Linked DNA regions of Homo sapiens: region 1 is linked to region 2. A link is an interaction called in ENCODE POLR2A ChIA-PET data of the cell type or tissue named here. Cell type or tissue: IMR-90. All regions are shown on one strand. Links, peaks and the distances in the headings refer to the core of each region. The heading gives the core; the rest is flanking DNA.

Region 1 (11,590 bases), core at 2,483-10,482, 96 kb after region 2:
ACTGCACTCCAGCCTGGTGACAAAGTGAGACCCTGTCTCAATAAATAAATAAATAACAATAAGTAAAATGTATTGCAGATATTATAGTTCATTCCACCATGCTAAAAGTAATAAAACCTCATAATTAGTCATTTAAAATAAATGACATACCTATATGACATAAGGCAGTTAAAAAAGTTGAGTAAAAGGAGATTATCAAAATCACCATATTAAAAATGGAGAATGCTCTGCAATCCATTGCCAATACTGCATAATTTGTCCACTGACAATGCAGATTTAAAAAATAAAAATATATTGGCAAAATATGGGCAGATTTCTCTCTACAGGCGTTCCTGTATGCAAAGAATTAGGTGGCTTCTCTTAGATTAAGTATATTGAAGAGCTGTTGTCACCTAAGGAGATACATAACAAATTAGGTTATTTCTGAAAATGTCTACACACACACACACACACACACACACACAATTGATTTAAAAAGAAAAAGCCCTATAGGAGAAGTGGGCAGAATGACAAGGGAACCAGGCTTTCTGCCAGCATTTCCTAGACAGGAAAAATACCTCTTGAAATATTCATGAAACACTTTTTATCCAAGCAATTGGAAAAGATTATAATACATGTTTTAGAACAAGAGTCTTTCAAAATGAACCTTTACTCCACAGAATGAGGATCAGCAACTTGCAAAACATTCCAAAGATAACACATGCTTTGATTTTCTTGGGCTGTCTGCTGCTACCGTGTTTTCTCACTTAAGCAGACCCCAAGACACCTACCATGGCTGTCATCCAGTACAACCACTGGCTTGCAGTCATTCCTCTTATCCCCAAGCTCCCAGTAATCATTCATCAATATTTTGTCAGCACTTCTGTGCCTGATCCACAAGGATGAATGAAGCCCTTGACACATCTCCCTGGAAAAGTCTCATCCCTAGACCGTGGCACCTTTCCTTTGTAATACTGAACACAATTACAACTTTACATAAACGTGTCTAATTGTTGATGTAATGTTTATCTTTCCCTCTAGACTATAAACTCCATGAGGGGCAGTGTTGTGCCCAATTTTGTTTATCATTATGTAATGATATCCTTCATAGGGCTCAACCTACAGGAGTCACTCCATAAGTGTTTGTTGAATAGTTAAATAAATAAATCATTCTGAATGAAGGGGGAAAATGTGGCCCCCCAAGGAGTGCCAGAGTAAATTATATTTATGATATTTGTAACTGTCAAGAATGAGAGACCACCAAAAGAAATTATCACGTTTTTATGAAATTATCTGAGCAGTGAATATTTTTTATCATACAAGACAAATTATGAGAATATATAGCAAGGTTATGAGAGGATTCTAATAAAAGGCATTAGGGCTTTGAAGTGAGCAAGGATGAAGTAATGCATCTGGGGGGAAAATTCTAAATTTTATAAATAATGGACTGCAAATTATTGATTAAGTCCAGGAAAGAAACTATGTGTTAAGAACTGTTTTATAAAGATGAGAGGGCCATAGTATATGACTACCAATCAGGTCAAAGGAGGCTGGACTAATAGATGAATTATACTTCCTTAAATACTAATAGATGAATTATACTTCCTTAAATATAAGAGCTATCAACAAATGTCAAACTATCAAAGATATCATCAACAAATGAAATGCAATATATAAAATGGGAAAATATATTTGTAGTACATGTAATTGACAACAGACTCATAGCCAAGAGTACATATATAACTCCTATAAATCAATAAAGAAAATGCAGAAAATACAATTAAAAACTGAGATAAGACCCGAACAGGTAGTTCACAAACACACACAAAGCTCTCCCTATAATAGATAAGCATCGGCTATCTAGGGGGAGCTTTTAGAATGGATAAAGTTGAAAAGATTGACAATGCCAAATGTTGACAAGTATGCAGAGCAACTGGCATTCTTATACCTTTTTTTGGAAACGTATCTGAACCTAGTCATACCCCATGACTCAGCAATTCTACTTCAAGGTATACACCCAACAAAAATGAGTACACGTGTACAACAAAATGCAGATACAATAAACTTTATGGTAGCTTTGTTTGTATTAGCCCTAAACTAAAAATAACCCAAAAGTCTATAAACAGAATGGATATATAAACCATGTTATAGTCATACAATGAAATACTATGCAGCCATGTAAAAGAAGTTTCTGCTACATGTAATAATATGGAGGAATTTCGAAAGCATAACATAGATCAAAGGAGCTAGACACAAAGAGTACATGCTACATTAGTCCATTCATGCCAAGCTAAGAAACAGTTGAAAATAACCTCTGTCTTCTGTGTTAGAAATTAGGGTAGTTGTTCCCTGTATGGGGTAGTGTCTGGAGAAAAGGATAAGAAGAAGCTTCTGATGTTTTATTGGTGTTTTTTCCTTGATTTGGATGGTGGTTACACAAGGATGTTCACTTTATGAAAATCAATTGAGCTGCACACTCATGATGCTACAGCTTTCTGTGGATTTATTATAGTTCATTAAAATGTTTATATTAACAAATAATATGCTAGACTGTATCACAGATGCCATAAGGTAGTGCTTCTCCAGCTATGCTTCAAAAATAAGCTGCAAGACAGAAAAGAACAAACAAGTTGGGAAAATTGTCTTACTAAAAATCCTGTGGCTTATTCAAATCATCTTTTTTCACACTCACTTTATCACAGATCCTTAATAACAACTATTTACATTTCTCAGAGTTATTGTTCTCTGAAATACACTTAGGAAATCGTGACTATAAATACACCAGAATTTGCAAGGTTTCTACAAGAATGGGCAGGCTAGAAACTAGGACCGAAGACTTCAGTGAAACTAGCAGTCAGGAGAGAGCAGCCAGCTGAGTAATTTAAATGCCAAAACTCAAAATATAACAGGGACAGTGCAGCTTATCAGGTGTGACTGCAAGCAGCTCAAGTAGCAGAGAATTAGAAAAATGGAGCAAAAAAAAAATTACTTCATTTGAAAATTCCTCTGGATCATTAGGCAAGGCTAAAGGCTATGGCCAATATTTTCACCAACAAGAAACTTAAACATTGAAGCAGTGCCCATTACTCCATGCCAGTTTGTCTTTGAATTCTTTGATGAACTTCAATAAATCCACAGTCCACTGGAACCCTAACAGAGATGATAAACCAAGACCTGCAAATAAAAATCACAAAACCCTATGATGAATCAGGGCCTGTAAATATCAGAATGACAGTTATTCCTTTATTTATTTTTCAATTGACAAGTAGTCATTGAATGCCTACTCTGTGCCAGACATGGAGTGTGCAGTAATAAGCCAGAAAACTTGGTTCCTTGTCTTTATAGAGTTTTGCAGCAGTAATGCATATTAACAGAATAATTGCAAATATACATTAGCAAAAAGAAATCCTGGATGCTATGGAAGCCTCGAGTAGTTACTGATGTCTAATTTGTTGTCAGGATAAAAGTGGGACAAATAATTGTATTATACTATGCATTGCAGAAATTTCAGAGAATAACACAAATTATACAATGAAATAAAAGCTAAGCTTTTAGGACCTTGGGAATACATTTCTATGTGATTAGTGACTGTTCTGTATTTCAAAGCGATGTTGCTCTGCACTAAAGGATTTGGTTTTTTGTATGCTAACACATATTTTTACCTTGGGGTCAAGAGAAAGAAAAATCTGCATTAAATTATTGAAAAAGTGAGGAGTGTGTATGGGTACTCTTAATCCCAGATAACAACGTCTGTGCTGGCCTCTTTCAGATCAGAAGCAGCACCAAGGAGGACAGGGGTTTTGTAGATGACACGGGATACACACTGAAGTAAGAAGGGACAGAAAATGGCCTAGCTGGTGCATAACAGGTTTGGGGGAGCCTTGGAACATGAGTTAGAATACTCTAGCTCCAGTGTCCCAGTAAGCGTCAGAAGAAGATGTTCTTCTGAGACAGCTTCTCTGGTCTGTGTCTCTTGGCTTTTTCTATCCTGCTCCTACTGTGTTAGTTGCTATGACTTTCACTCTCCACCTCGTGGCATTTACTCCCTCATTGCTATTTTCTCATGTCTTCTACTTACTACTTTCTATCTGCTTCTCATTCATTTTCCATTCCGCTCTACCCTATCATCAGATCCCTTCTTCTTTGTGTTTCACATTCAAACATACCAAGAAAGAATTGTACTGGGACAGTTCTTCACTCTCCAGAAGAAAATTTACCTGTTGACCAAGTTCTCCAGCCAGATTACCTCTCTGATGCTAGTTCAGTTCAGCCCAAACAAATAGGAGGAGGGGAACTGTTGCCCAAGGACAATGCATGGTGGTGCCTGCTGGAGGAAGTACTAGTGTTAGGCTCTGCCTTCAGAAGGGAGTAGCAGTGTGGCACACAATCAGAGCATTCAGGCTTGCCCAGGAAAATGCCATTGTTCACCAATTAGGTAATAAAAACCTGATTTCTGTTACTATAGCCATTGGTCTGGAGAGACCTGAGTCAGGACTCAGCAGGGATGAATTGCAAATAAACATGGCAATCAGCCTGTGTGACCCCTTTAGAGTGACTTTACCTTTCGCCTTGGGGAAAATGAGGCTGCTTAGCAAAACAACGTAACTGACAATCTCTGGATTAAATGGGTAAATGTGTTAAGTCTATTATGTAAATCTATTTACTGTAACTTCTATGATAAAATATGTAATCCGTAAGAAAATCACAAAAGGTCATAAAATGAGTAGAGGCAACGTATGCTTAGAAATGACTTGGATGTAGCAGTTTTAGGAAAATATGAAGGCCTCCCACTGCAATGAATAGTACAGAAGTATGGAATTCTTGGAAGTAGCAAAATTTGTACATATAGGTAAATTCAATAAATTTCCAAGTTAGCTTGAGGAATTAGGATAAGAGCTAGAACTATCCTAACCTGTTCATGAAATTTTATTTATTTTTTGAAAAGGTGACTTATAAGTTGGTTGTAATGAACAGAGAAGTAGATGGATGAAAATGAAAAAAACTGGCTCATTCTCCATCCCTTGTCCTAAAACAGGATAGACTCCTTGTCCTGGCATTCTTCATGGTGGAGGTGGCTGGCATTAGAGTCTGTGTTATAATCTTTGTTAGCCCCTAATTTCTCCAGTCTGGTCCACATCACTAATTGGTTCTTTCAATAAGAGAAGACAAGGATGCTGGGTCAGGGCTCAAATATAATCTGAGCAAATACTTCTGTGGTTCCATAATTTGACCAGGGTTCAGGGTTTTTACAATACTCAGTTCCTGCTCCTTTCTATCGGAGTAGATCTTCACCAGTCCTTCCTCTAGAGTTTTATATTCTCAGAAACAGAAATCCTAATCTTATTGTTTCCGCTGCTTTATCTTGCTTAAGCAAAATTTTGCTTAACTAATGTTGAATGCCAAAAATACTCATGGCCAAATTATAAACCAGTAAAAAGCGTATCTAAGTCCTTTTGCTCAAAAGAGCATATTAAAAACCCTCACCTACTCAGTATCTTGACATGTACAAATTTAATATGACTCATCTTGCCTTTCTTCACAAGAAATGATCACATTCTTCATTAGGGAACTGCTTATACAAAGAATCAGTTAGTTAGAATTATGTGCCACAAATCCTTAAAGGGTCACCATGAGATATTGAGAAGTCTAATATTATAATCCTTAGGACATGGGATCCTACTCCAGCTCTACCAATTATAGCTCGATGCATTTAGACAAGTTATATAAATACTCTTTGCCTCTATTTTCCCAATCATAAAGTGAAAATAATAATAAGGCCAATTCTCAGGTTTATAGCAAGTATTAATTAATAAAGGTAGAATGCTCACACCAGTGCCTATCATCTAGTAAGCACCCAGTAAGTGTTTTATGAGTTGGAGTACAACCTTAAAAGTATTTAAGAAATTTATTAGAGAACAAACATGACAGTTCATGAACCATCTCTGTTATCATCAGAGACAAAATAATTGATTGGACCCAAGGCCTGATATGGTACAGTGACTCATGCACTATTAAGTTTCCAGACCAGAGGCTTAACATAATTCGAGTTGTCTATGCATTCTTGTCAAAGAAGAACCTAGCACTGTCCACCTGTCTCAGCAGCAGATACAAAAGGACCCCCTACAGGGAAGACACGATTTGGTGTTTTCAGAGGTGAATAAAGACAGCATTGCTTATATCTCCACAGAGACATGAATTCTCCTTTTGGGCCACCCCAAAGATGAAATGACATGTACAAAGCACGTTGCATAGCTTCTCATGTACAGTAGGTGCAGAATACAATGAGGGAACCATCATTTTCCCATTCACTTACATTTTCTGAAGTAAATGCATGAAGAGACTAAATACACATCTTGTAGCATTTTTCAAAACATGTTCTAAGAAACATTTTCCTCTAACCCCTCAACCTCCACCTCAACCCTTACCCTCACTGGCAAAGATTTCAAAGTTTACTTAGTTTGGGAAAAGTTATGTTTTCCTGTGTAGGATGGAGGAGTTTACAATGCTCAGAAGCATCTTAAAAGAAAGCCTGGAGAAAGAAAGCTATTTTAATCTTGCTTAGATTATCTGTTTATCTGTTGGCTTCCAGCAGCATTCACTGCTTTGCTGGGAACTGCATTGCTGGGAACTGCATTTACCTGGCTTTCTTGCCAAAGGAAGGAACTATCGAAAACTGGAAGGTACAAAGAGAGAGGAATCCAGTATGTTCTTATTTCACTTTCAGTGGTGTCTCTTTCAGGGACTGTATCTCCACAGTGGTCTCCTCTGGTTCTGAGACCACTGGAAAACTCTTCCCTCCATGGTCCTGGCTCCCAAAAGACAGCCTCAGAAGGGGTCTACTATCTCCTTCTGAAAGCCTGTGGCTCTGGAAATACCATTTGGTGGTAGAGGCAGTTTTTGCTTTTGCCCATCTCTGGGGTGCTCCACAGGTCTGTCTGTCTCTTCAGCTCTTGTCAACTTGCGTTAACAACTTCCTAGGTTAAAATCCCTCCAGTTTTTCCTGTGATCATATTAGAACTCTGATAACACCATGAGTATTGTTCAACATATATAACAATGCAGAAGGTTTTGTAACAAAAAACTATTGTCATCCTTACTGGGGATATTTTGAGCTGTTGGGACATGTCTAAGCCACTCAACAGACAAAGCAGATTTGGATGGGTCAGACAATTTGAAAAAATACATACTTTATATTTACATGATTTTTTTTTTGGTTGACTATTTCCCTTGATGAAATTAAGCAGTTGTTAAATAGATGCCATCCCACTTTGTCCTATGTAGTCTGAGCCTTCATCTTATTTCAAATAATGGCTTTTCCCAAAGGAAGTGTCTCCTTTCAGGATATCATAATAAGCTAATGGACATAGTGATCAATATTGTGTGTGGTGGAACATTAGAAATGTGCCATAAAATATGGAAAACAATTTAGCCACTCTCTAATGCAGGCAGTTCTTGTAAAAACTATACATGAAAAACATGTACCCAACCATTTTTTTCATGCCTTACGACAAGATTAGATGCAATAAAAACCTTGTCTTAGCAAATCAGCATGTTAGAGGATGCTGTCAGCAATAACTTTGCAAAGACATGTCCATTACCAAAGAGGGGCATTATCCTAAATTTACTCTCATTGAAGATTGATGTCTGCTATAAGCCACCATCTGTCTCTAGATTCCATGGGATTATAATGCTGCCACTCTGCACAGTGGGGGTGGTTTGTGGCTTCTTTTCTTTCTGCTTTTGCTTTTCAGATTTGAAGATGGACAGGCAATTGTCAGAACCAAACGACAAAGTATGACTGACCATGTGAAGTGTAAGGATCAAGCCCAGAAAAACATTTTTTCCCCTTAAGATGCAGAATGCATCAAATGAGTTTTTGAATGTGACTACCTCACAGTGATTTATCCTAGTGAATTATCAGCTATTTTGTAATGAGAAGGTATATTTCAGCACATCTGATCAATTTCACAAACTCCCCAAACTAAATAGCTTAGTGACATTTTTAGCAAGCAAATAAAGATTTTCTTGTTCTGAGTATCTTGTTGTTGTTGTTAAAGGAATAAAACTTGTTAAAGCTTTGTATCAAAGCTACTTATCTATTGAATAGGAGCCTCCAACTTTCTCAATTACTCTCCTTTATCAGTAACGTTTAACTATTCAGTTCTAATAAATGTTTACTAATAAATTATACATAAACTATATACATATATATGCTATAATACCTATGTTATATACATTATAAAATATATGCAGCAATAAAAATACAGAACAATGAAATACAAATAAATGTACATAGAAGTTTGAATATTTTTACCCATAACCCGTGAGCCATCTCTACCAGACTGCTGGGTTAGAGCTCACAGCAGGCAGGCCATGTTGAGAATTCAGTTTTGATGCAGAGGTCCATTTAACTTGTATCTTTTGGGGTTAGGGTTACCACATAAAAATACAGAACACCCAGTTATATGTGACATACTTAGACTACAATTTTATTTATTTTTCACCTGAAATTCAAACCTAATTGAGCATCCTGCGTTGTTTATTTATTGACACCAACTCTAGTCACTGTCCAAATGCCTGTGTTTCCTCCTAATCCTTCCTGCCTATTCCTTTCCCCAACTCCCTCACCAGGTCTGCAATTGTTGTCTATTGGCACAGGGCTGACAGGTATAAGCCATGTGCTTTAGTATAATAATTTCTTTAAATGATATTGTCTGCAATGGGTTCTGTTTTGAGGTCTATCTCACCTGGTACCTCCCTAAACAGGACATTGCAAAGCCAGTCTTTGTATATCATCTAAGTTGATTGTGTGCATGCACATGTAATGCTGCCTGAATTGGTTCATTTATCAATTATTTATTCAAAGCCTAATATGTTTTAGGCAATGAGCCCAGTACTTGTGGCATTAAGAAGCATAGGGCATGATTCTGTTTCCCTCAGAATAAAATCCAACATCCTAAAAATGATCTATGTGGCCCTACATGTCTGGCCCTGTCATGGCCATGAAAATGCACCTCTCAACTCTCAGGCCATATCTGCATGGCCCATCTCCTCACCTCCTTCCGATCTTATTCTCAAATCCCAGTTTTTAAAAATGGCACTTCAATTGGTTACATTTCTAAAATGATACTACTTCTTATACTTAACATTTCTTTTTATTATTTTATTTTCTCATTAGCATTTACCATTAACCACCTCTATATTCACCTGCTTACTGTCTTTCTACCCTACTGGAATATAGATCCCATGAGGACAGAAAGTTTCCATTTTATTCATGGCTGTAGAATAATGCCTGGGAACAGCTTAGTTAGAACAGTGCCTGGAGCAGAGTAAATGCCCAATAAATACTTGTCAAATAAATGAATCTCTGTCCTCAAAGAGTTAGAGGTCTTATGGAGGAGACGCACAGCCATGAGATATTAATACCTTACTCCAGCATTTTAAGGATGGGAGGGCAGAAATACGAGGCAAGGATGATGCTTACGCCGAGTCATAAAAGTTCAGTCAGACAGAACTTGGGGGCATGCCATTCAGCAAACAGGTCACAACAAGGGGGCCAAAGACAGAGGTAGGGAGTGTCAAGAATGGAAAAAGAATGAAAGTGAGGAGAAAAAGGAGAGTTTTTCAAAAGAGGAGATAGGAAAGTCTCCAAGAACAAACTGCCTACTGAATAAATTAATCTAGAACCAATCTAGTTCTCATGGCTTCTGAAGGTAATAATAATAATAATTTAAATAATTATAATTTATTTAATGTTTATTATATATCAGATTTATTACTCTCACGATTTTGAAAAATTTATCCCCCATATAGAGTAGGTAATTCCACATTTAGAGGTGAGAAAATTGAGATTTGACAAACCTCAGAATAACTTGCAAATAAATATTAATGAGTGACATAGTAGGATTCAGAACCTGAGAACTTTGTGTGTTTTCCTTTATGCTACGCATTTTTCCCCCACTGGATTCCCAAAGCACCCTATCTGTATCTTGCTAAACACAGTGTGTAACCTCTTTCTTATTTATTTGTCCTCTTTTTACACAAAGATGAATTGCATAAATTCTGATTTTGATATTATAAAAGGGTTAGTATGCTTCAACACAGGTCACCAAAATTGGATGAATAAAGCATGCTTCTGTATCCCAACTTTCTGGCTTAATTCTAAAAACAAATTGAGGTTGAGTCTCCAGCACTTGTATTCAGACATTGTTTTATTAACCTCCCTAAGGTCCTGACTATGGACCTTGGTCCAAAGCAGTGTTTTTCCACCTTTTTTTCATTATCAATCATCACCCTTAGGGAGCTTTTCTAGACATTCTCTTCCTAATCCTGCCTTCTCCTGTCACCCTGGCCCTGCCTCAGAAACTTTGATGCCACACATATACCATATAACTGATTATATACTGTGGTCCTTTGGAAGCCCAAGCCATTGTAATATTTAATAATTAAGATCATTTTGGCCCCCAGAAACTAATGTTCACTCCTTTGGGGCTGATAATAGCTCCTGTTGACTTTCCACAGTGTAATTGATCTTTCATACCTAAAAACATCTTAAGAGTATAAAATTATTTTAGCAACTGACTATTGCTATAGTGGACAGGCTGAAGTCAGGTGTCCTGAGCTCTTGTTCTGGCTTTGCTTCTAACAATCTGTGTAATCTCAAGTAATTTCAGTTTTCTGGTTTTCAGTCACTTTAATTGTAACATAAGGGGCTGCACTGAATTAACTCCAAAATCTCTTGAGTTGAGAAACTTTATACAGTTATGTAATGATGTTATGAATCCTGTTTGATGGCTACTTTTCTAGTTTGATTTTGGAAACTACGTAGTTCATGGAGTTAAAGGTATATATTAATGGCTTCATTATGAGAAATCCATGGTACTTTTTGTGTGTTCTGCGTTTGCATTATAGGACAGCAATATTGTATTTTCATAGATGTCTTGATGAATATTATGAGCTTTTATTTCCTTGAAGGCCTATGCAGTATCATAGATGGAGGCCTGCATAATCTGGCATCATCAGAAAGATAGATTTCCTTCACAGTTCTGGGTCAGAGGTACAAGCATTCATGAGATCTTAGCTGTGTCGCTACACGAATTAAAATGGAGTAATGAATTTGTGCTGTGTTCCATGGCTTTAAGTTAGACTTGACCTTTGAATCACATTTAACAGAGTACAATCATAAGTCACAAATCAGAAAGGTTTAAGTAATGTTCTCTTCTATGAAGGAAAACTGATTTAATCCAATTTGATTTTATATAGTGTTCAGAATTTAAGGAACTCTAAAATATTGCTGTGAGTTACAGAAATCTATTAAAATATGAGAATGTTAGAATTTGGAGCATGTCATAAAATTTTAGCATGCACATATACAAATGAACTTTATTTGTATACATTATATAATGCATCCCTATTTTGACAGGTGTAGCTCATTTTAGTAATTGGAAATAGCAAGAATTAAATAATCAGAGAATTAATTTTCAATGCATCAGGGAGCTTCTTTATTCAAGAGAACTCTACTAGAAATTCTTTATAATAAATAATTATTTTATATTATAAATAATTTACTTTATTCATTGTTTCACAAATTTGTGTTCCGTGGGACTTCTAT
Region 2 (11,590 bases), core at 1,165-9,164:
TTTATGGGGTACATGAAATATTTTGATACAGTCATGCAATGTGAAATAAGCACATCATGGAGAATGGGGCATCTATCCCCTCAAGCATTTATCCTTTGTATTACAAACAATCCAATTACACTCTTTTAGTTATTATTGACTATAGTCACCCAGTGGAATCATCTGTCTTTTTACAGTACTTTGTCGATATTTAGTTGTATATATGGTTTTCTTTTTAAATTGTGCATTCCTTAGAGGCAGTGATGGTGCCATCACAGTTGGGAATAAAAACGTCATACCCAAAGAAATTATTATATCATGCATAGAGTGTATATTATATAAAGTATAAAGTATATCCACAAAATCCCCTGGAAATACAGGAGTACCTGAAACAATTGCCATATGTCTATTATGTGCTAGTTTACCACACTATATTTAGTGCATAGCAGGTGTGCAATACCGATTTGTTGAAACTGTTTTGAAGAATTAAGTCCAAAAATTGACTACAAAAAATGCTAGTCTGGTTGTCCGACTTTGGGATTTTCTGTTGGAAAATTTGTTAGGCCATAAATTATTTTCCTGAAAAATGTATAATATTTACTATCGTACTTAATGATCCAAAAATCTGTACTGAATCAGAAGTAGAAATGTTAAAGTAATTACATTGAGAAGTCAATTTAACGAATACCTGGTATGTGACAGCATTATTTCTATAATTTTTTATTGCCCAATTTATCACTTTTATTGTTCATTTACTTATGTTATATAGTTTCAGAATGAATTATAATATCTATTCCTCTCCCCCATTTTTTTCCAATATGAGCCCTTACAAAGCCACAGAAAGCTTTTATGTGAACAGAGTTTTTATATTTGTTAAAGTGAGTCTATTTGATTCTTATGTGCTTTGGATAATTTCCCTAGAGTCTTTCCTTAATTATATCATACATGTGTTAAACAAGCACTTGCTTTCTTGCAGTCCAACTCAACTTGATCATCCAGAGTGGCCACAGGACTCAAACTGTGCTGTTTATTATCACTTAATGTCTGTGGTCTTCTAAGCACAGAATTCTGAGTAGAAAAGCAAAGCCTTTGCATGATATAAATATTTGTATCTCACAAAAAGCAGGAGAAATGTACAACACGGCTGGCACAGGTCATGACATGATGTTGGCCACCCCCACCCCCTCTTCAGATGCAAAACGGGAAATAACAAATATCATTTGTTACTATCACAATGAGGTAATTTTTCCTGTTGGGATATACAGAGAAAACTCTGTAAGTATGATTAAAACAACAAGAAATCTGATTTAGCTTTAGCTTCATACCCTGTTAAGAACTCCCTGCACAATTTTGGCCTAAATTTTAGTACATTATATACTTGTTATGAAAACCTTTAACTGAAGCTTTGCAAAATGCTTCCAAAATAGGCTTAGATCACCTAACAAATCATACATGCCAACAGAATAATGTTACTTCCTAGTTCCAAGTTTATTGTGTTACAGAACTTTAAGGATCAAATGAATATAAATTTACAAAGACACTACCGATTTTCCACTTGGAGCATGAACTGAATAATTTAAAAAGAAATGTAATAGTAATCCAAATATTGCCCAAGTTGTTCTTAAACCTATTAAACAGAGATGAGTAGGAAAGATTGATAATGTTGAAGGGAAAGGGAGGCTTTTAAAGTAAACTCCAGCAAAGAGTGAAACATTAATGTATCGGTTTGGTTGGAAGAGATCTGGAATATCAAGCAAACTCTACTTTGTAAGCTTATATTATATCATGATGGCAACTGCAAATTATAAATCAGACAGGTTTGTATTTCCATAGGCAAATGGAAATTTTCCTTCATGAATTTGGACAGTGTGAACCAGAGTCAATTCAACCCTGTCTGTGAATAAGTAGCTCAGTTTATTGAAGCATGATTCTTTAGTTTAAGCATAGAGATGGCTACTATCTATGCTGTGTGGGTAGCTAGCTAGCTTTGGTGTTTTTCATGGTAATGGGACACCCCATTCATGAAAAGCCATCCTAAAATTGTCCACAGTTGTTCTTTGCAAGGAACCAACAAAGAGGACTGTGGTCTGATTAGCATAACACATCTAGGCTTCTGTCTCTTGAGAATAAAAGCATGTGCCCCTTTTAGATGGTGAATCAGAGGCTTTATCTTTGCATCTAAGGGATGGTAATAGTGAATATTATTATTATACATGGAAATCATTGGATTTTGTCTCTCTTGCTTAGATTTTTATTTGGATAATATATTGAGGGTAAAGTACCCTGAAGCAAAGAAGAATGTCTGTTCCTGCTCCCCAGCCAAAGGGTGGTAAAGAGAAGGGCTTCCAGATCTGAAATACAAATAACTAGAAAATTGCAGTTTCCCTTGGGACTGGGGGTGGTGATTAGCCCATGAGACTAGTAACAAGAAGATGGCAAAAGAGAAAAATGCCCTGCTTGGGAGTGGTTTTGTTTTTTGTTTGTTTAATTAATTCATTTATTAATGTAACTGCAGTATAGGAAATAAAGAGCTATTTCCTTTGCTAAGATTAAAAGTTTTAAATGAAAACTCTGCAGCCATCTAAGAAAGTAAAAGGAGGGGAGTAAGAAATGACCACCACATGGCCATCTAAGGCACCAGGAGAGTTTTCTATGTCAGCAGGTAGAAGAAAGTGTCACACAGCAGAGGCATTACTAATGTAGGGAGAAGAATGTTCTGTCACCTCTAGTCATTTACAGACCCAAGAGATTGAGGCATTGTGAGATATTTACACAGCATATTTGGATTGTATGGTTAATGCTTGTTGCTTTCAGTTAAATTTCTTCCTAAAGTACTACATAGTGTTCTTTTCAGTAGGAAGCTTTGACCTATCCTATAGAAATTGTTTTGCAGTTGCTGAGTGGGGGCTTCATGTGAAAATAAAAGCCCCTTAAAAAAATCACCCAGTCCTTTGGGCCAAGGTCATCTTAACACTAGAATTAAATTATGCTAATATTAATTGAAATTCAAGGTGTTTGCCCTATATAATCCACTCATCTCTCCACTTCACTTTGCCTGCAGAAACAGTCAGACAGTAATTTTTATTAAAGCACAAACTCAAATGTAGGGTTCACTATAAAATAATTCAATGAGATTACAGAAGATATGACTAATACAAACGAGTTGGTCTTTGAACTTGTTTGATTATGAATAGAAATGCTGACTTCAAATTCCCTTGAGATGAAAGTTTGCTAGATTGATCTGTTTTCTTTATTTCTTTTGTCTTCTCTTTCTTTTCCTTTCAGTTCCTTTTTTCTTCCTTTTTCTCCCTCTTTTTTTTTTTTTTTTCTATTTTTTTTTTTTTTTGAGACGGAGTCTCACTCTGTCACCAGGCTGGAGTGCAGTGGCAGAATCTTGGCTCACTGCAACCTCCGCCTCCCAGGTTCAAGTGAGTCTCCTGCCTCAGCCTCCTGAGTAGCTGGGACTACAGGCGTCCGCCACCTTGCCCGGCTAATTTTTTTGTATTTTTAGTAGAGACGGGGTTTCACCTTATTGGCCAGGGTGGCCTCAATCTCTTGACCTCGTGGTCCACCCACCTCGGCCTCCCAAAGTGCTGGGATTACAGGTATGAGCCACTGTGCCCAGCGCTTTCTCTCCCTTTTTATTTTTCATTTTCATTCTCTTTATTCTAATGTCAAGGTAAACACCAGTTCTTGGTGACTTTTTTTTAAATAAAGTTTTTTTTTGCCTAAATAAGACATAAGCAACTTGATCCCTCACACTTAATACATCCAGTCCTAACTTGTATTGGAAAGCTAGTTCCAAGGCTGGTGTTTTGTATATATGGTGAGCCTAATACCACAGATGGCCTCTGTGTGGATGCAGGGACCCTACATTGTAGATTATTCTGAAAGTTCTACTATTAATAGCCAGTGTAATAATTGAACACTTTCTTGATTAGCTTATTTTGTGGAGTGGGGGGAGTGGAACAGAGGACAAAATGATTTCTTATGCTTACCCAGAGTATGGAATAACTGCGAGGCATTGCTTAAAGCTATTTAATTAAAATATTAAAATGACCAAAAAACACAGGAATCGCCAGCAATGTTACGAGTCAGCAGTGGAAATGTTCCTTGTCAATCATGGGAAGAATGCTGAGCTTCAACCATCTCAAGCGCATATAACCCCATTGGTTTTTCTTTTTGGCAGTCTTGGTCCAAAAAAAAAAAAAAAAAAACCACACCAAAAAAACCTCAAAACATTGATCATGCCAGGTTAGATTTTACCAGGGATTTAAAGTCACCACCACCCTCCACAGCCCTCATTCATGCTCAGCTGCTACAAATAATGGCCTAGCACGAATTGGTTTACAATCCTGGTGGACTCCTACAGAGCTAATAAATCCAGAAATATTACTTGGATGGAAACATATGATAATCACATGATGACTTTTTAAATACATTCCGTAGTCTCATGTATAAAAATAAAAAACGTGCAGGGCTTAGATATCCCTTCATTGTATCAAATTAAATTGGATTTAATGCCTGGTGGTGTGTCATCCAGCTCAGACCCATTTGCACAAGGCTGTGGAGTACAGAGCTGGTTCAGATGAATGAATAGCTTTCTCATGACTTCACCCCCACTCTGCTGTCTCTTTTCCTGTCCTTTGTATTGTAATGGAGGACAGCTGTGGCAGTGAAGTGAATATTAACTAACCCCAGTGCCTCAGCAGATTGTGACTTTAATCCTGGCAAATACCACTAAAATCAAAATTTAATTACACTCAGAGTAGCTCTGTTAATGCCTAAAAAATATTTAACAATTAGTGGTTGGCTTAATTAAGCAAACTGCCTTTCACAAAGCAACCTGAAAAGTCCTCCCAAGCCCTTCCCCCACCCCCACCCCCTTTTTTTTAATCCCTTAGACTAATTAGTCTGATGTAAACTCACAGCACTTCATTTACTGTTACTGAGTCTGCTGTTTAGCTGATCTAGGCTCTGAGCTTAACAGCTTGTAATAGAAGGGAAGTTGTAAAAAGAAAGAAATTAGGTTCACTGCACACAGCTAGTTAATAAAAAAAAATCCTTTTAATAAACCACCAATCATCGCTAGTCATTTCCTCATTCATATACATATATATGTATATATCAGAATGGCTTATTTCAGTTACAATATTAGTTACAGGAGATTCAGGAAAGCCAAATAACAAATATATTAGTGAAGAATCACTTCTATCAAAATAATTATTCTGTGTCCATATAGATTGAAAAATACTATTTACATATAAATTTGGAAGAGACAGATCCTTTTTTGTAAACTAAACAACCAAAGAAATAAAATAAAAAACAAATGAAGAATGATGGAAAAATCATTAAAATTTAAATCCCATTCTCTGATTGATGCGTGATACTACCTGACCTGTTACATGTTCATTCACTCATCCAAACATCAAACATTTATTAATGATATAATGTGACTCGATGGGATGATACAAATACATTATTGTAAATCTGTACATTGACACCTATAGAATGTTTTAAAATGCCACAACAGAAAAGTTTATATGACCTATCTACTGAGTATCATTTTCTACTTGGATTCTTAGAAAAGACCTTGCCATTAATAATTGCGAGAATAAAACACAGTAACACTTCAAAAGGTCTCTTATTCAGCAAGCTAAGAAAAGAAACAAGAATCATAAAATAACAACAAAAATATTGCCATTGAGAACCAAAACAAGTCCCAGAGCTATTAAAGGAGCTTAAAGACCACTGAGTCCAGCTCCATATTTTACAGAAGAAAAAAACTGAAATTCAGAGAGTTTAAGTGATTTTCCAGGGCTATATGAAGAACTATTATCAAGTTCATCAGAAGGTCACCTGAGGCCCCTCTAGGCCCCCATTCCAGGCATGTTCCCTTTTATCTGATATTGGATACAATTATAGCAAGATGCATTATTTGATTTCCCAAACTGCAGCAGATTAGAAGTCACAAATTAGAGGCTGAAAGAGAATTTCTAGAGGCTTAGTGTTCAGATGCTGTGAAACATGAGAACACATGATAAAATTTGGAACCTGCTAAGCAAAAATTAATCTGGACAAGATGGTCTCTTGGTAACACTCAAATCTAGGGGACAAATAAATGTCAGAAAAAAATTCTTAATTTTACAATGCAGAACTGTGCTGCCTTTGATCATCCTATTTGATTGTGTATGCATAGTATTTGTGTGTGTGGGTGTGTGTGTGAGAGAGAGAGAGAGAGAGAGAGAGAGGAAGGAGAGAGAGAGATTCTCTCCTTCAGGGCTTTTAAGATAATACTGAAAAAGATTGAGATAATAAGCTAATTTAGTGATTTTCTTTTTGAGACTATCAAAAGAAAAATATTTTTCTCTGCTCCTAGAAAGTGCCTACTGAGGGTTTTAGTGTAAGTGATATGTTCATTTTTCAATCTAGGAAATAAAAACCTGTAATCTCCCCCATATGAGATGGTTTCACCTGTATGGATTTCTTTAGGCCTTCCTTTTGTTTCATATTTAAAACTAGTTTTTGAGAATTTTGGTTGTTGCTTTAATTCAACAATTAGGAGACAGAAATGAAGACAGCAAGTATCATTCATGTGTATGTGTCTAAAAGGATGTTAGGTACACCACACCTAACTGCAAGCACTCTGCAACCCGGTACAATTCTGTACATTTCCATTTAATTGGCAGGCTGTGTTTCAAGTCTCATGGTTGGTTGAGGATGAAGATGAATTTGCAGTTCATAGTACAGAAGAGGAAGTACATATGGTTTGTGATTGAGATACTTATGTTTTGACTGAAGAATTGTGCAGCATCTGGCAAGTGTATAAATCCTTCAGTGGCAGCTATTTAACTTTTTAATACCAGAGGAAACAGCATATTATATTTCAAAATTGATAGCTTTGAAAAATGGGTATTAACATGATGATATAAGTGGATACAAAATCTTCTTATGGGTTTTCCATGAATAATTGTACCTTAATGGTATATGCAACTTATGTTTCAAATTCTTTTGTCTATTAGTCGCATACATATATCTTTATTTCTTCTTGAATGTATGCTGCATAACTATTAACCAAATGTTCATTCACCATCAAGTTCTGTTTCTTCAGTGTGTTTTCTCATTCAAAAGCATATAACAATTCTCCTTAATGATACAAATAACCCACTTCTAATGGACTATTATGCCTCTTTTCCATTCTTGAAAAGCATTATTGCTTTCAGGTTTTTAGTTAAATGCTATACAATTTCAAAATAGTATAATACACTTAAATGATCTTTAAGTTTCTCTTTAAAAGAGCAGTAAGTATTAAAAGCCAAACAGAAAAATTGCCAAAGTCAGTTCACCTCAATTCAACTGTCAAAACTTTTCATGTGAAAAATAAATGGAAATGTTTTTCTATTTCAAGTAAGCAAATTTGTGGGTACAGCATTCTCTTTTGACTCTGAAAATCATTTGAAAACCAAAAAGCTTGTCCATGTTTGTTTTCAATTTGCAAAAAGTCAGCTGCATCCGTGAAACAGGCACTGAGCCTCATTATCTTGGCTAATAGAGAAAGAACTGCCCTCTCTTGAAAGGTGCAATAAATCTTTCATGTTCTTAAGTATTGCTTCATGTTCATCAGCAAGAATTTATCTAACAGTGTGCGACTAACATAAACATGTAACATCACCTCTTTCCTACTTCATACGTTGCCTACCCACGCAAACACACACACACTCACATTCAAACTAACGTGCGCACATACACTATCCCTCCCCCAAGCCTCTACCACTAATGCCCTAAGAATGAGAAGAGAGGCCGGGCGCAGTGGCTCACGCCTGTAATCCCAGAACTGCGGGAGACTAAGGCAGGTGGATCACTTGAGGTCAGGAGTTCCAGACCAGCCTGGCTAACATGGTGAAACCCCATCTCTACCAAAAATATAAAAAAATTAGCCAGGTATGGTGGCATGCGCCTGCAATTCCCAGCTACTTGGGAGGCTGAGGCAGGAGAATAGCTTGAACCCGGGAGACAGAGGTTGCAGCAGTGAGCCGAGATTGTGCCATTGCATTCCAGCCTGGGCAACAAGAGCGAGCCTCTATCTCACAAAAAAAAAAAAAAAAAAAAAAAAGGAAAAAAAAAAAAAAGGAATGAGAAGAGAAATATACCCAACTAAATTCAATATTTGTTTTGATTTAGATTGCAAGATGATCTGTGTTTCACTGTATGGATTTATTTAATATTTGATCATGGCACAGGGAAAAAAACTTAATAGATGCTTGTAGTTGCCTGAAGTAAATAAAACTTTAACTTGTGCTTAAGATCTGTAGAAAAATAACTTTGGAAGGACACAAGGATCTCAACCTTTGTACTTCAGATGAATTTTACCATTCAGAACCAGTAATTTTCAACCTTTCTTAAACAGTTAACATCATAGTGATACTTAGTTGTTTCTTGTGTCCACTTGCAACTGTTTCTATTTCCTTCTATGAGATTGTCCATGGTAGTCAAGAACAGCTTGACACTCCCTATACAATAGTGATTGAGTTACCCCTTCTGTCTTGCAGGGTGAATGGCCAGGGTTCATGTAATTCTTCCTTTTGGGACTTAAATGCTTTCCAAATCAGATGTCCCCAACTGTTCTTTTAGGAGTCATCTTTCCCCATAATGATCAAATAGTGTTTTCAGCACCGATTCCACAGAATACAGGATGTCTGCTCTTTACCAAGTCTCCTTCCCTGCTGAGTTTCTGGCTGTCTCTGAGGAATAGTTCCATTAACTAAGTCTGAATGATTACTTGTAATTTTTAAAAGCTTCCTAGCTCAGGCCACTGCCTTCTGGAGCACAGCAGCCTACCTCTTCCAGGCTGCTAGTCTTCATCCAATAACTTTTCAGTCTCTAAGTAGAATTTAGGTAGTATTTCCAAATTCCTGACATCATAATCTTCAGGATTCTGGAACTAGAAATAGAAATTCCTGGAAATTCTAAGACAGCCCTGAAATAATATGTTTTTTTCCATTTTTCATAATACTTTTCCTGTGTTCATGAGTGGTAACGATAAACTATGAACCATTTTTATATAAAAATTTAAGAGGTTTTATGTAAAATATAATAATAAAAGCATGATTTTCACAGCATTGTATCTTTCAGTAACATATAAAAATGATCTCCACCTGGTATGGAAATTGGATAATAAAACATTAAAGAAAATGACATTTATATGAAATAAGTGACAAAAGCCAGTTAAATAATTGAAATGCCACATATATTTAATAATTAGAAGTTATATTTAAGATGAAATTTTAAAACTCACAAAGCATTAATTGCCTACTTATAGTCTTGGTCTTTTTTTCATTTTTCCATTGTCAGTTTTCACAAATATTCCAGTCCAGAAAAGTTTCATGTATTTTTCAAAGACGCTGATCAAATTTGTTAAGAATATGTCCACAAGCTTCTTAACATTATGCATTAGGATATATGTTGCTTCATGAATCTCATTTTTTTAATAATGCAAACATTTTGTTTGCTTGACATTGATTTGGATATTGTCACTTAAATTAATACTGCTTTTGTTAATAGAGATTTTAGATCAATTTCTGAATTCCTGTTGTAATATTCCACAATAACATCTTTTTCTATTTGCATGTTTTTTCTGTTTAAGTATTTACAAGAAACTCTACCATAGCACTTACCCTATTTCTGGGGAATGCCAGAGAATATGATTAACTAGCATTCAAATAACATAACATTTAGATCTTCTAGCAAGGCTAATAGCAACACATAGAATGGTATATCAAAATTACCAGTTTAAGGACTTATTTTGGTTCTAAAGCTTATTTCTTGGACCACCATTGATAGGATTGGTATAAAGTATATTATGTGAATAAGCTCATTAATATTTATATTATTTGTGAAAATGACTCACTGTTTGCAGCAGTCAGAGCCAAGAACACATCCAACTACAAGTAAGAGTGGCTAGATGAGAACTACTTCTCTCTTATGTGCTCTTCTCCTATTCATGAAAATGTCAGCCTTAACCCTTGACTCCCATGTCAGCATTCCCGGCTCTTGCTTTCAACTTGACATCAGTGATTTCTTCTAATCATACAGTCCTTATGTTGATTGTCAAGCTCCAAATCTTGTAGGAGCATTGAAATGCTTGTCTCCTGTTTTCCTGATTTTTTCGACTATTTGTTTTTCACAATTTAGGAGTGGAAAAACATATACATATTCTGAGATATACTGAGAAAGCATTTCTACATGGGAAAAGTAAACCCGAGTCATTTACATTCTTATTCCAAAGCTGTAAAATAGTGATGTTGTACCTGATTGTTCAACTTTTTATTTTTTTATTTTTATATATTTAAAGTGTCAAATATATAAAAATTAGAATAGTGTAATGAACCTCTGTGCATATATCATCCAGTTTCAACAATTACCAAAACATGGCCAATCTTTTTAAACTTACATATTTACTCACTCCTCCGCCCCCATTATTTATAACCCATTATGGGTTATTTTAAAGTAAATCCTATACGTTGTTTCATAGGTGCTAAATATATGAAAATCCACATACAAAAGATTGAAGTTGGACCCCTACCACACACCATATATAAAACATTACTCACAATGTATCAAAGACCTAAGCATAAGAGCAAAACTCTAAAATGCTTAGAGAAAAATTTTGTGACTTGGATTAGGTAACAGTTTTTTCAGATGAGACATCTGAAATACAAGCAACAAAAGAAATAAGAGATAAAAATTGGACTTCATCACAATTAAACATTTTTGTTCTTTAAAGGACACCATCAAAATAGTGAAAAAAACACAGAGAATGGGAAAATATTTGCAACACATATATCTGATAAGGGTATAGTAACCAGACTATATAAAGAACTCTTCCACTTTGACAATAAAAAGACAAATATCCCAATTAAAAGTGGAGAAAAGGATTTGAATAGGCACATCTCCAAAAAAGACATATAAGTGACCAATGAGCTCATGAAAAGATGCTGAAAGTTATTAGTTATTAGATAGATACAAATCAAAACCACAATAAGATACCATTTCATACCCACTAGGATGTCTATAATGAAAAAGATGAACAAGTATTGACAAGGATGTGGAGAAATCAAAACTCTCGTACATTTCGGGTAAAGATGTAAAATAGTTCAACTGCTTTGGAAAACATTTTGTCAGTTCCTCAAAAGATAAACATAGTATTACCGTACAACCCAGAAATTCCACTCCTAGGTATATGGTCAAGAAAATGGAAAACATATGTGCACACATAAACTTGTACATGAATGTTCATAGAAGCATTATTCATAATAGCCAAAAAGTGGAAACAACCCAGATGTCAATCAACTGATAAATGAACCAACAAAACTTGGCACAACCATGCAACATTATTCATCCATAAAAAGAAATGAAGTATTGATACATGCTACAACATGGACAACATTTCCAAATATTATACTAAGTGAAAGAAGGCAGAATAAAAGGCCATGTGTTGTGTGATTCCATTTACGTGAAATACCCAGAATATGTAAATCTCCATAGAGATAGGAAGTAGATTAATGGTCACCAGAGCCTGTGAGGAGGAAGGAATGAAGAGTGACAGCTGTTG

Evidence for each region. ChIA-PET counts read pairs that join two places held together with the same protein. Peaks named below come from ENCODE experiments on the same cell type or tissue, not always from the same donor. Only the 100,000 strongest peaks of a DNase experiment are listed, where the experiment ranks them.
Region 1: POLR2A ChIA-PET joins it to region 2 with 12 read pairs; 2 of 35 experiments call an interaction of 5 or more read pairs at or near these places.

The regions. Positions count from the first base shown.
Region 1 is chr5:125,463,073-125,474,662 of GRCh38, forward strand. No RefSeq gene overlaps it. Among named protein-coding and RNA genes, the nearest start is that of LINC02240, 24 kb to the right of the region's middle. In IMR-90, for the core only: no CTCF peak of the experiment used is centred there; no DNase peak of the experiment used is centred there; H3K27me3 peaks cover 884 bases.
Region 2 is chr5:125,368,654-125,380,243 of GRCh38, forward strand. No RefSeq gene overlaps it. Among named protein-coding and RNA genes, the nearest start is that of LINC02240, 120 kb to the right of the region's middle. RefSeq lists an enhancer at 3,989-6,046. In IMR-90, for the core only: no CTCF peak of the experiment used is centred there; a DNase peak (open chromatin) is centred at 4,558.